Regions from separate parts of the Homo sapiens genome. Here region 2 is linked to region 1. Evidence: chromatin contacts called from ENCODE Hi-C data. All regions are on one chromosome and are shown on one strand. Each heading gives the region's core, a stretch centred on a gene start or an enhancer-like site at or near the end of the contact. The rest is flanking DNA. Distances are from core to core; before and after follow the strand shown.

The links. A loop is a pair of places that touch in the nucleus more often than their neighbours do. Pooled maps may share reads with other maps.
Region 2: a pooled map shows a loop between it and region 1 (2.2-fold over the local background). The contact joins two enhancer-like sites. A Hi-C loop is called at or near these places in 1 of 168 maps with a recorded cell type or tissue (Caco-2) and 4 of 50 pooled maps.

The regions. Positions count from the first base shown.
Region 1 is chr10:78,541,855-78,546,847 of GRCh38, forward strand. No RefSeq gene overlaps it. Among named protein-coding and RNA genes, the nearest start is that of LINC00595, 280 kb to the left of the region's middle. RefSeq lists an enhancer at 1,708-2,209 and a silencer at 3,964-4,164. Within about 2 kb of position 1,982, at least 15 of the 41 ENCODE cell types and tissues checked have a DNase peak (open chromatin) inside an H3K27ac peak, as active enhancers do.
Region 2 is chr10:78,578,571-78,583,642 of GRCh38, forward strand. No RefSeq gene overlaps it. Among named protein-coding and RNA genes, the nearest start is that of LINC00595, 310 kb to the left of the region's middle. Within about 2 kb of position 1,626, at least 2 of the 41 ENCODE cell types and tissues checked have a DNase peak (open chromatin) inside an H3K27ac peak, as active enhancers do.

The DNA.
Region 1 (4,993 bases), core at 732-3,231:
CTTGGCTTCCCTTTCTGAGGATTTTATCAGTATATAAAAATAAACAGAGTTGGCTGACTCCTTGATGTCTCAGGGTTGCATTTTAATTGCTGCTGCTTCCGAGAAGACAGGCCAGCTCCACTTCCTGGTAGACGCCCGCACTCACAGGAACAGAGCTGAACTCTGGGTGTTGGGGCCAGAGCATCCCAGAGTGTGACTGACTGGTTTGCAATTAGCACTTCATTAGAGGGACACCTCTGGTTCACAGGACCAAGACTGGCTCACAGAGCCTGCATAGGGATGAACATCTCCCGCCTGCCCACAGAGTGATCTTTCTAGAACCCGCCTCTAGCCACACTACTTCTTGTTTAAAGTTCTTCTTACCCCTCCCTGCCTTAAGGACCAAGTTCAAACTCTCAGCCCGGCTTACAGGGACTGCCACAATCTGGCCTCTGCCTGCTCCTCAGCTTCATCCACGCCCTCACCCCAACTCCCTGGCCCTGCTTCCTTTATTTTCTACTGCAGTCAGATTCAACTACTCGTAGCTGGTAGATGATCGATGCTGTTTTTCACCTCATCTCTGCCTTGAATGCCCTTCCCTTCCCAAATAACATCTATTCCTGCTTCAGAATTAATCTTCCCCCTCCTGTCTGTTATCTGGGAAGCTGTCCATTAGCCACCCTGAGCTGAATTATAGTCTCCTTTTCTTGCTTCCACAGCAGTGAGATGGTGGTGCTGAGCCCTGAACGCTGTCTGCTTCCTAGAAGTCCCTGGCAGCGTCCCCACCCCCACGGAACCCCCTCACCCATGTTCAGGAAAGCTGCCTTGTGAAGCTGGTCATGTGGGATGTCACCTCAGGAGGGAGGAGTGGCCTGCCCAGCACAGCCCGCAGCAGCTCAGGCAAACACAGTGCACCTCACTTGTCTGCATCACCATGGCCCCTAGGAGTGAGCACGAGCTTCCACAACCTTTGCTGACAAACAGGGGTTCCGCCCAACACAGCCATGATGCCTCAACATCCGGAGAGACCCTGCCTTGTATCAGCACAAGACTCCTGGGTTTAATGATGCTTGACCCTAGCTTCTTTCAAGACTTTGGTCTTCATTTGTGCATCTGCAGGGAGCAGGGAGCATGGAGGGAACAGCAAGGGCTGGGAGTGGGTACCAAGTCAAATTCCAGCACCACAACAGGGAGCCTCGTCTTCAGCCAGTTCATTCAACTCAGGGGGCTTCAGCGTCCTCACTGGTCCAGTACAGGCAACATTCCCCCTGGCCTGCTGTGGGGTAACAGGAAAAAACATGGGGTGCCGCCAATGACATTGGGAGATGTATCTGGGGGTGAGGTTCTGGAGAGCTTCAAGCCCTGGGGGATTTGGGTCTTGAAGGCACACTGTGGACCTGGAGCAGCACTAGCCCTGCATGGCACCAGGACCCTGCCCCTCACCATGAACCAGAACCCTCTCCCTGGGAGATGAGTTCTCACCAGCCAGGGCTGCGGGGTTGGGGGCAGAAAGCAGGAGCAGCCCCTAACAGCTCAGTAGACGACAGCTTCTGGGAGCCTTTTTCACCAGGATCTGAGGCCTGTTTACATGGGTCCCCCCTGTGGTCTCTGCTGCTTAATATGCCTTTTGAAAATGATGCTCAGTGGGATGGTGTGTGCACATTTGTAATTCCAAAGAGCCGGCTGGTTTTTCACAATCTGTGCCTGCTAATTTCTCAGTCACAGGAAGGGAAATAGCAAAAAGTCCCCAATACTCCTTGTTGAGTGGATTCCCTAATAGCATTACGTAGTGCTTCCTATTTACAAAGCACTTTTATTTCTCTCAATGAGAAAGGCAGACCTACTGCTATAAGCCCAGGGGGAACCCGGCATCCACAGAGGAGAAATGACTCGTCCAAGGTGGCACAGTGGCAGTGAGAAAGAAGGGCAGGCACAGCTGCACCCCGTTTCTCCTGCCAGCTAAGTGCATGCCCCTTCATAGCAACCTCTGGCATAGACAGAAGGAGAGATGAAGCAAGAAGTTCCCAGAATGAAGGCTGTTTCCCCTAAGAGGTGGGCGTCCTGCCACAAGAAATGGCTCATCGGGAAACACTGAGTGAAAACCCACATTCAGAGCAAGGCTTCCCAGTAACTGAGATCCAGCCTGAGGTTTCCAGGAGCTGAGCCTCAGATGGAATGAGGGCGGGCTCAGAGCTCAGCCAACCCTTTGAAACTGAGCCTGCGGGTGAAGTCAGGTCAATACATTCACAGGCGTTTCAGGCCCTATCGACGTCTGGGGTGGGAAACCCACCCGAAAGCTGTTGAAATACAGGGGCCAGCACTGGTTCTGCAGAACAGTGGCTCTTTGAGTGGAAGGTGTTCGAGAATTAAGTTTCCCCAGTGTTCCCAGGGCTCAGACTTTAAGCCAAGGGGGGCTGGGGCCCCCAGTGCCTGATGGAGCCGCTGATAGGTCCCTGCTGGCTAAAAGTGATGACATTGGCAAGAAACTGATCTTTCTGGGGAGCAGAAACTCAAGAGCACTCAAGTGAAGAACACAAGGCAAGTTGTGTTACCTGCCACAAAGCCCCAGCTTTCAGGACCAGGGGAGGGGTAGATGGGGACCACTTGGTATTGGGTATCAGGAGACCCAGACCAGACCCTGAAGGAGGAAACGGCTGAAGCGAGACCTCTTATCTTGTCTTGCCTCCTCCTTCGGCATATAATCGGAACGTGCTTAGGCCAGAGGCAAGAAAGCATGTAATCCACTACCTCCCTCTGTGTCATAGACAGGAAAATTGAGATCCTGTGGCATCAGGAGCCTTGTTCTTGGGTAACAGAGTGTCAGACATGGGACTAGGAAGCAGGCCTCCAGATTCCCCGTCCACTGCTGGTCTGGACTTGGAAAACAAACAAAACTCAAAGCCTCCAGCCCTTTGTCACCATGCAGCAGGCCACAGCCACAGCACACCTCCATCTGGCCTCCTCCATATATTTTTCGTGAGCCCACAGAGTGCTGTTCCCTGCTGTAAGCTGATGCTTGCACACAAATGTCTGGCCAAAGCAGTTTTTGTTTAAAAGCTAAGTCAGTTTGTACAAAAGCACACCCTGCCTGGCATGGCTCCCTTAGCACATTCCCACTGCTAGTCAATGCCTGGTTGAATTGTGAAGACCAAGGACATGCAATGTAGGTGTCACCTGTGCACTACTGGAGATAACCCCGGGGCGGGGCAGCTGCTGACCTGGGCTCCAGAATCTCAGGTGCAAAATGCAGCTTAGATCCAACAGGGCTGAGATAGACACAAAGAGATGCAACCCTGAAGCATGGTGGTATTTTAACAAACATGCTGTACACTGGATGGCTTATAAATAGCAGAAATGTATTTCTCACAGTCCTGGAGCTAGAAGTCTGAGATCAGCATGCTGCCATCATCAGATTATGGTGAGGGCCCTCTTCCTGGTTGCAGACAACCAACTTCTAGTCGTATCCTCACATGGGGTCCCTTTTATAAGGGCACTGATTTTATTCATGCAGGCTGCACCTTCATGACCAAATTACCGCCCAAAGGCCCTGCCTCCTAATCCCATTACACTGAGTGGTAAGGTTTCAACATATGAATTTTGGAAAGACACCAGCATTCAGTCCATAACAGGTGGTCCACAGGTAGGCTTGAGTGGGCTAAGGGTTGGCAGGAAGCTGCTGGAATTGCAGGGAAGACTTCACCCATATTCATGCCTGGGCATTTGTCTAGGAAGGGTGTCCCTGGCATTTGTCTAGGAAGGGTGCCGTCTCTGCATCCTCCTTAGGTGTCTCACAGTGACCTGGTCCCACATAGCCCAGTCTGAGCTCAAATATCCTCTTCTGACTTCAAAAACGTAAGTGTTAAGAGTTTCTGTCATGCCTAGGTGACCTTGGCTGCTAAAAACTCAGTATCATTGTTTTCTAGGAACTCTGTACTTTCCATAGGATGTCATTCTGTTTTGTGCTACAGCAATGGAGATGAAGAGCTGCAGTGGAAGCGTGAGGGCAGGGGTTACAGAAAAGAGGTATAAATTCTCTTGGCTTTTTTTTTTTTTTTTTAAAAGCTTTTCTTATTGAAGTGCAACCTGAAAAACAAGCCCCCATTGGAGAGTGCCATGACACTTCCTGTGTAACGCACTCAAACGTCCCTTGGCAACTGGGAGCTGGGGAACCTGATAAGGTACAAGCTACAGATATGCCTGGGAGTTTGTAGGAGTAGCAACATTTTGTCCTCACTCCAAGTCTCAGTCAAGAAAGGACTTAGAATTTTAAAATAAAATAATGATTAGATTGGAATCATTGAATACCAGATCTAAGAAAAAACCTCAGTTTTCTCCATATGAAATGAGACTTTAGGACTTGCCCACAGAGGTGATGTGGAAACCCAATCCTTTTGACTCCAAGTCAAATGCCTACAAAGCCTCCCTGAGAATTGGGCCTTGAGAATTGTAACTATTCATATTCTTGTTGGGATAATCACTCTTTGGCAATGGCATCATGGAATCAATCTCATAAATGAAATATTAAAACTTCCCATTTTCTTGGCTAGATTTTGTTGTTATTTCACCAGAGGAGAGCCCCAAATGCAACCTCTTTGTATAAACGTCTTTCCCAGGGACCAGGGTAAAGGTATTTTTTTCTAAAGCACTTGGCTGCAAAGCACCTTAGAGGCATAGAGAATCAGTACTTTGGAATACCTGAAAGACCACCTAGGCAAGTCTTTCCATTTTGTTGCAGGGCTTTCTGAGGCCCAGAGAAGAAAAGCAGCTCAAACAGATCAACTGTATCCATCCAATTGTCCCTTTCAGAAAGTTGAAATAAGGGGGAAAAAGAGAAGTTTCTAGCTATGATGGGCACTGGGGTTTGAAGTTCACACAGCCTTGGGGAGCTGGGTGGCAGTTATTTTATTTTATCTTTAATTTTTTTGCGAGGATGAATAACCTGATAAGTAAGTCGGTCCTCAGAGGGTGGGGAGTGGAGCAAGTGAGCAGATGGCATTTCTTGCCCTGGCTTTCC
Region 2 (5,072 bases), core at 376-2,875, 36 kb after region 1:
CCTTCAGTCTCTGGCCCCACTCATTCTGCAAGGCAGCAGCAGCATCCCCAGCATGACTTAGAGTTTTCCTTTCTGTGAGAACATTCCTGGAGTCCTTCCATCCCTGTGACTCTTTGGTCCCTCAAGTTGGATGGGGACATCTTCTCTTAGGGGATGATTTTCATAACATTGTCACTTGCTGGTGGGCCCAGTAACACCTTTGTAGTCAGTGCTGATCATTATGTACTCATTTGAGATTTGCTGCGGCAACATTGTTTGTAATGTATTTGGGTGAGGAAGGGTGTTAAAGAGGCTGTCACAAAGTCTCCCTCTGGTAAAACGCAGGCAGTTTGAACATGCAAACTTCCCCTCATGGCAGCTTTCCCCTTTCCATTCAGTGCTTCTTCAGAGGCCCACTTTTTCCAGACACGGCGCTGTGATGACTGGTAGGAGCCACGAGGATGGCTGCGTGGGGAGCCTTGGTCCTGTCACTTCCTCTCTGCATCTGTGGACAAGTTGTTCCCCTCTAGGTGACTCAGATTCAACATCTTGCAAATGTCATTCTCAGAGACCTGAGATGATGATTCACTGAGATAAAGGACGTGAAAGTGCTTGCAGGATGTTAATTGGCTATAATCATTGTTAGCATTGCTGCTGGCACTCATGGACTTCCTGCAGCAGGCCTTGTTCTAAGCACTCTACATATGCTAAGGTACACAGTCCTCGTGACAACTCTTCTACATGGGCCATCATTTGTCCCCATGACATGGATGAGGAACCAGCTCTAATGAACCAGCACGGTTGCCCTTGGCCAACAGATATGGGATGTGCTGTGGGCCTCCTAGGTGGGAATACCCCATAAGGCTCAAAGAGCAGGTCGTATTTGAGAGGAGTATTGAAAGGTGAAAGGAATGTCATGTACTTAAAACCAATGGAAGCTGCCTCATATTCCAAGGGATGATATGGACATGTAGGGAGTGCCTGAGTTGGAGCACGAGATGAGCATATGTTGAGGCAGGGAAGAAGAATGTTGCTGAGGCCAGAAAGGCATTTTGTGCCGTTATGCAGGCACTTTTCTGCTTTGTTGCCAATATCACCCAGTGTTACAGAAAGGACCAAAAGCAGCATTCTCATACTGTCTAATTTTGCTCAGAAAGAGTGGCAGAAAATTTGTATCGCATCCAAACTGGTCTGTTTTTGGCAGCTGCGGGTCCCACATCCAGGAGGAGAGTTAGCAATTCTCTCATCAAGAAAATCTCCCCAGGGACCTGGAAGCAGCTTTGCCCAGTTCTCTGGCAGGGATACCAGAAGCCATTGCTGCCAGAAAGGTCGTGGTCTCTCTAAGGCATGGCTCTCCATGGCCGAGACCCATGATGATGAGGTACTCCTGCTCTGGAAGGGTCTTCCTCACACCTGCAGCTCATGAGAACCCTCCAAAACTGCTTCTAAAGGATGTTGGTGACATCAGGTGGTTAGGCCCATGACCTGACTCCCTGAGAAGGTGGTGAAAAGGGCGGTTGTCTAAACCACTTTCCTATTTAGATCCAAACTATGTGGACTGTCCTTCAATGAAAAAGAGGCTATCCATACTCCAAGCTCTTGCCAGAGAGCTCAGCCTGGAGCCAACTGCTGGCAGGAAGCCCAGCTGAGACAGTGGAGAACAATGGCTGCGCTTCTGCACCACTGCACACTGAAAGGCTGTTTCCACACACGGCATCTCAGGGCCATCTCTCCAGCCACCCCTCTAAGTGGTTCTTAGTTTTCAGTTCATAGATGCCTAGCGGGTTAATAGATTAATAAATGAGATTTAGGGATCCATGAACCCCTCTATAGCTGTATGCAAAATGTTGAGAGCAGGTATGTTTTTCTTAGGAGAGAGGCTTTAGTTATTGGTTTTTATTTATTTATTTATTCATTTTTAAATCAGATTCTCTAAAGAGGTCTCTGACTCTAAAATGGGTTAAGAACCTCCACTCTAAGGATGGATGAGTTTGGTCCTTATATTATGAAAGTGACCAAAGAAGCCACCCGTCCTGACCTTATTTATTTAGGTCCTGCTCTGAGATGTTTGTTAATATTATGGTCCAGCTGTTACCCAAAGTCAGATGAAGAAATTTCTGGATCTTCTAGTTAACTCCTATTGAAGACATGATCCATTAGATCCATTAGAGTATTTGGCACCAACCTGGGACCCAAGTGATACATTCTTTTTATAAATTGGCACTAGGAAAAACTTTGTACCTTTTGATGATGGGATGTATGTCTTTCTTTTTATCAACTGTTGAGAACTGTACGACTCAAGATGTTTGCCTCCTTTCTCTGGCTGCTGGGCTGCTGTGAAGTTCTGAGTTATATTTGATGTTCACTTAGTCAATGGTTACATTTGATGTGCATTTATTCAGGATTTTTGCTGATCTCCTGTGTTCTAACATCAGATAAGCACAGGGGAGAGAGGATTGAACAAAATAGAGGTGGTCCCTGCTGTAACACATGATGTTTAGCCCCCGGTTTTTGTGCATGTAGTTTTCTATTCCACTGCAGATTGTGAATAGTGGTGATCACCAACACCCAGTGTCCACTGTGTCCAGGCATGATCTAACTGTTTACATATATGAATTAATCTAGTGTCCCTGAGACACAATGACCTTAAGAGGTAAGTACTATTATGACCATAGTCTAAATATGAAGAAACCGAGGAAGAAAAAAGTTAAGCTTCTAAAGTTCACAGTGCTAGCAAGTGGCAAAGTCAACATTCAAAGCCCTTGGCCCCAGGCTCTGCACTTAGATGTGGAACTCACACTTCCATCCTCACCTTGCCAGCTGCTTTGTTGGGGCAATATTGTGTGTTTGTATGATGTAATTCACTCTATGGAGCATTTTACCCCCACTGCTGACTATAGTCCCTGATTTGCCTTTGTTTGGTAAATATTGCTCTTCCCATTGCTGAGATAGCAATGTCGACGTTCAGAAAGGTGAAGCAATTCTGTGCCTTTAAGGCCAACCTAGCCCCCAAAAATCAAGCGATCTGAGCCCAAGCCCAGAAGGCCTTCTTCCCACTAGTCTCACTCCTTTTCTCCTAATGCACATTTATGTGTCATTATAAGTGGCCCCAGTCCTGTGCAGGGATGCAAAAAGAAACAATACTTGGTGAATTTCATTTGAATACTAAGTGGAGAAGTGTCCAGTGGCCTTTGTTGGTTTTGTGACTTTGAAGATCCTCCAGTGCTGGTTAAATGTAAGATTACACCTGGTTAACACCAAGAGGAACCTGGAAGATCATTGATCTAGAAACTTCTGAAAGTTTTTTGGGAGGATAAAGTCTCCTCAGAGAATCTTATGCAAGTTATGGACACTCTTTTTCCAACCCAGTTCCCTGATCCTCATTCTTGTTTTGACAATTTTAATGATACTGTGACATTTCAGGATAAATTGTCATTGTTTTCAGAAAGAGCTTTCAGAAAGGCTCATTGCTTGTTTTCTGCGACTCTAAGCACCTTTCTCCTTGTCACTGAGTGGTGGAATATTTTCTTTTTTTTTCTGCAAAGGGGAAAAAGGGAAGTGTAATTTTCAACTCTCAGCGTAACTTGTCTTTGATTAATGTATATTGTAATCATCACAGAATACACAGCTGTCTATTAACGATGGAACCAAATGAGTTGAATAGATTATCAAAGAGCAGCAGCCCCAATTCCACTCTAAGGTACATGCTTGTCTTTAGAACATTAATCTCATTACAGGTTTAAGTCTGATTCCAATTTCCCTGACAGTCGGCAAGAAGGAGAGGAAGATTGATCAAATATGCCAGGAGCAGAGAGAGCGCAGATCTCAATGGGGCTGAGGAAAGAGAGCAGCATGGTTTCTTTTTTAAATGATTATTCCAAAGGGATGAGAAAGGCGGAGAAGAGATTCAAGGAGCATTGAGGATGGGTGGCAGGGTCCTGGGGTGAGCAGGCAGGTGACAGGAACAGGCAGAAGGGGCTGCCAGGGAAGTGGGTATCTCTGGGGCATTGCTGGTGAGGAAGAACCAAGCTGGTAGGAGGCAGGAGAGGGATGAGGGATTGTGGCAAAGTCACCAGAGCCAGACCTTCAGCCACACATCCCTCAGAGGCCCTTGCACATAGCACAGAGTGGAGTTCTGGACTTGAATTACTGACAACTCAATCCCACACCTGGAAGAAGGCCCAGGCTCTGCCACAAAGCTGGCCTGGAACTCCAGGGACAGAGGCCATAAAGCAGGTCTTATTCTAATTTGCTTGAGAGTGACCCTGAGGGCCTTGACCTCAACAGTCTCATTGATCATGCTTATACCCAAGCCACACAAGCCCAAGGAACTCCAGCACTCCCAAATACAATCCACAGCTCTTTTTCCATATCATGCCAGATCAAATTCTTAACACAGTCAAACTCTTTAGTGTCCCAAACAAGCTCCATACCATGTGCACAGCCACCCACATTTATACCCAACCTGAGTGCAAATTTTGAAAAAGAAAGTTGTGCAGTTCATTCTCTATCTTCAGCTACTCCTGAACCAGCCTGGGCATTCATCTTCATTCTTCTCCCCCAAATACTTCACTTTCTAGCTAAACCTACTCACTGTTCCTCAAAATCACAGATGTTTTTTGTATTTCCATTCTTTTGCGTATGCTGGTCCCTCTACAAGAGCACTCTTTTTCTCCTCATCCATCAGAAAACCTTCCTCTTAAAGTTCAATGCCCATCCAGCAGTCATTGAAGCAGGGTAATGGCCTTAATTTAGCCCCCTTGTAACAGTGATCTTCCTCGTACAGTCAGATTTCAGTGCACACTCTCTCTTGGCCACTTGTACACCCACATTAATGCCGCTACCATGTAGGGTGAGAGTCAAAGGTCCACCTGTCTACCTCACCTCCTTGTCTGTGAGTACTCAAGGATGAAGAGTCTGGCTTGTGAAACTTTGGTATCCTAAAGTCTATCATGGGGCAATAGTAAGTTATTAGAATAAATGAAGGGCCACACTCAGCTTTAAAAATCTTTCCAGGTCCCCCCTCACCTGCCCCACCTGCCAGACTCAGTGCCAGATTTGTTCACTTGCCGGCTCTTGATGAGATGAGAGGG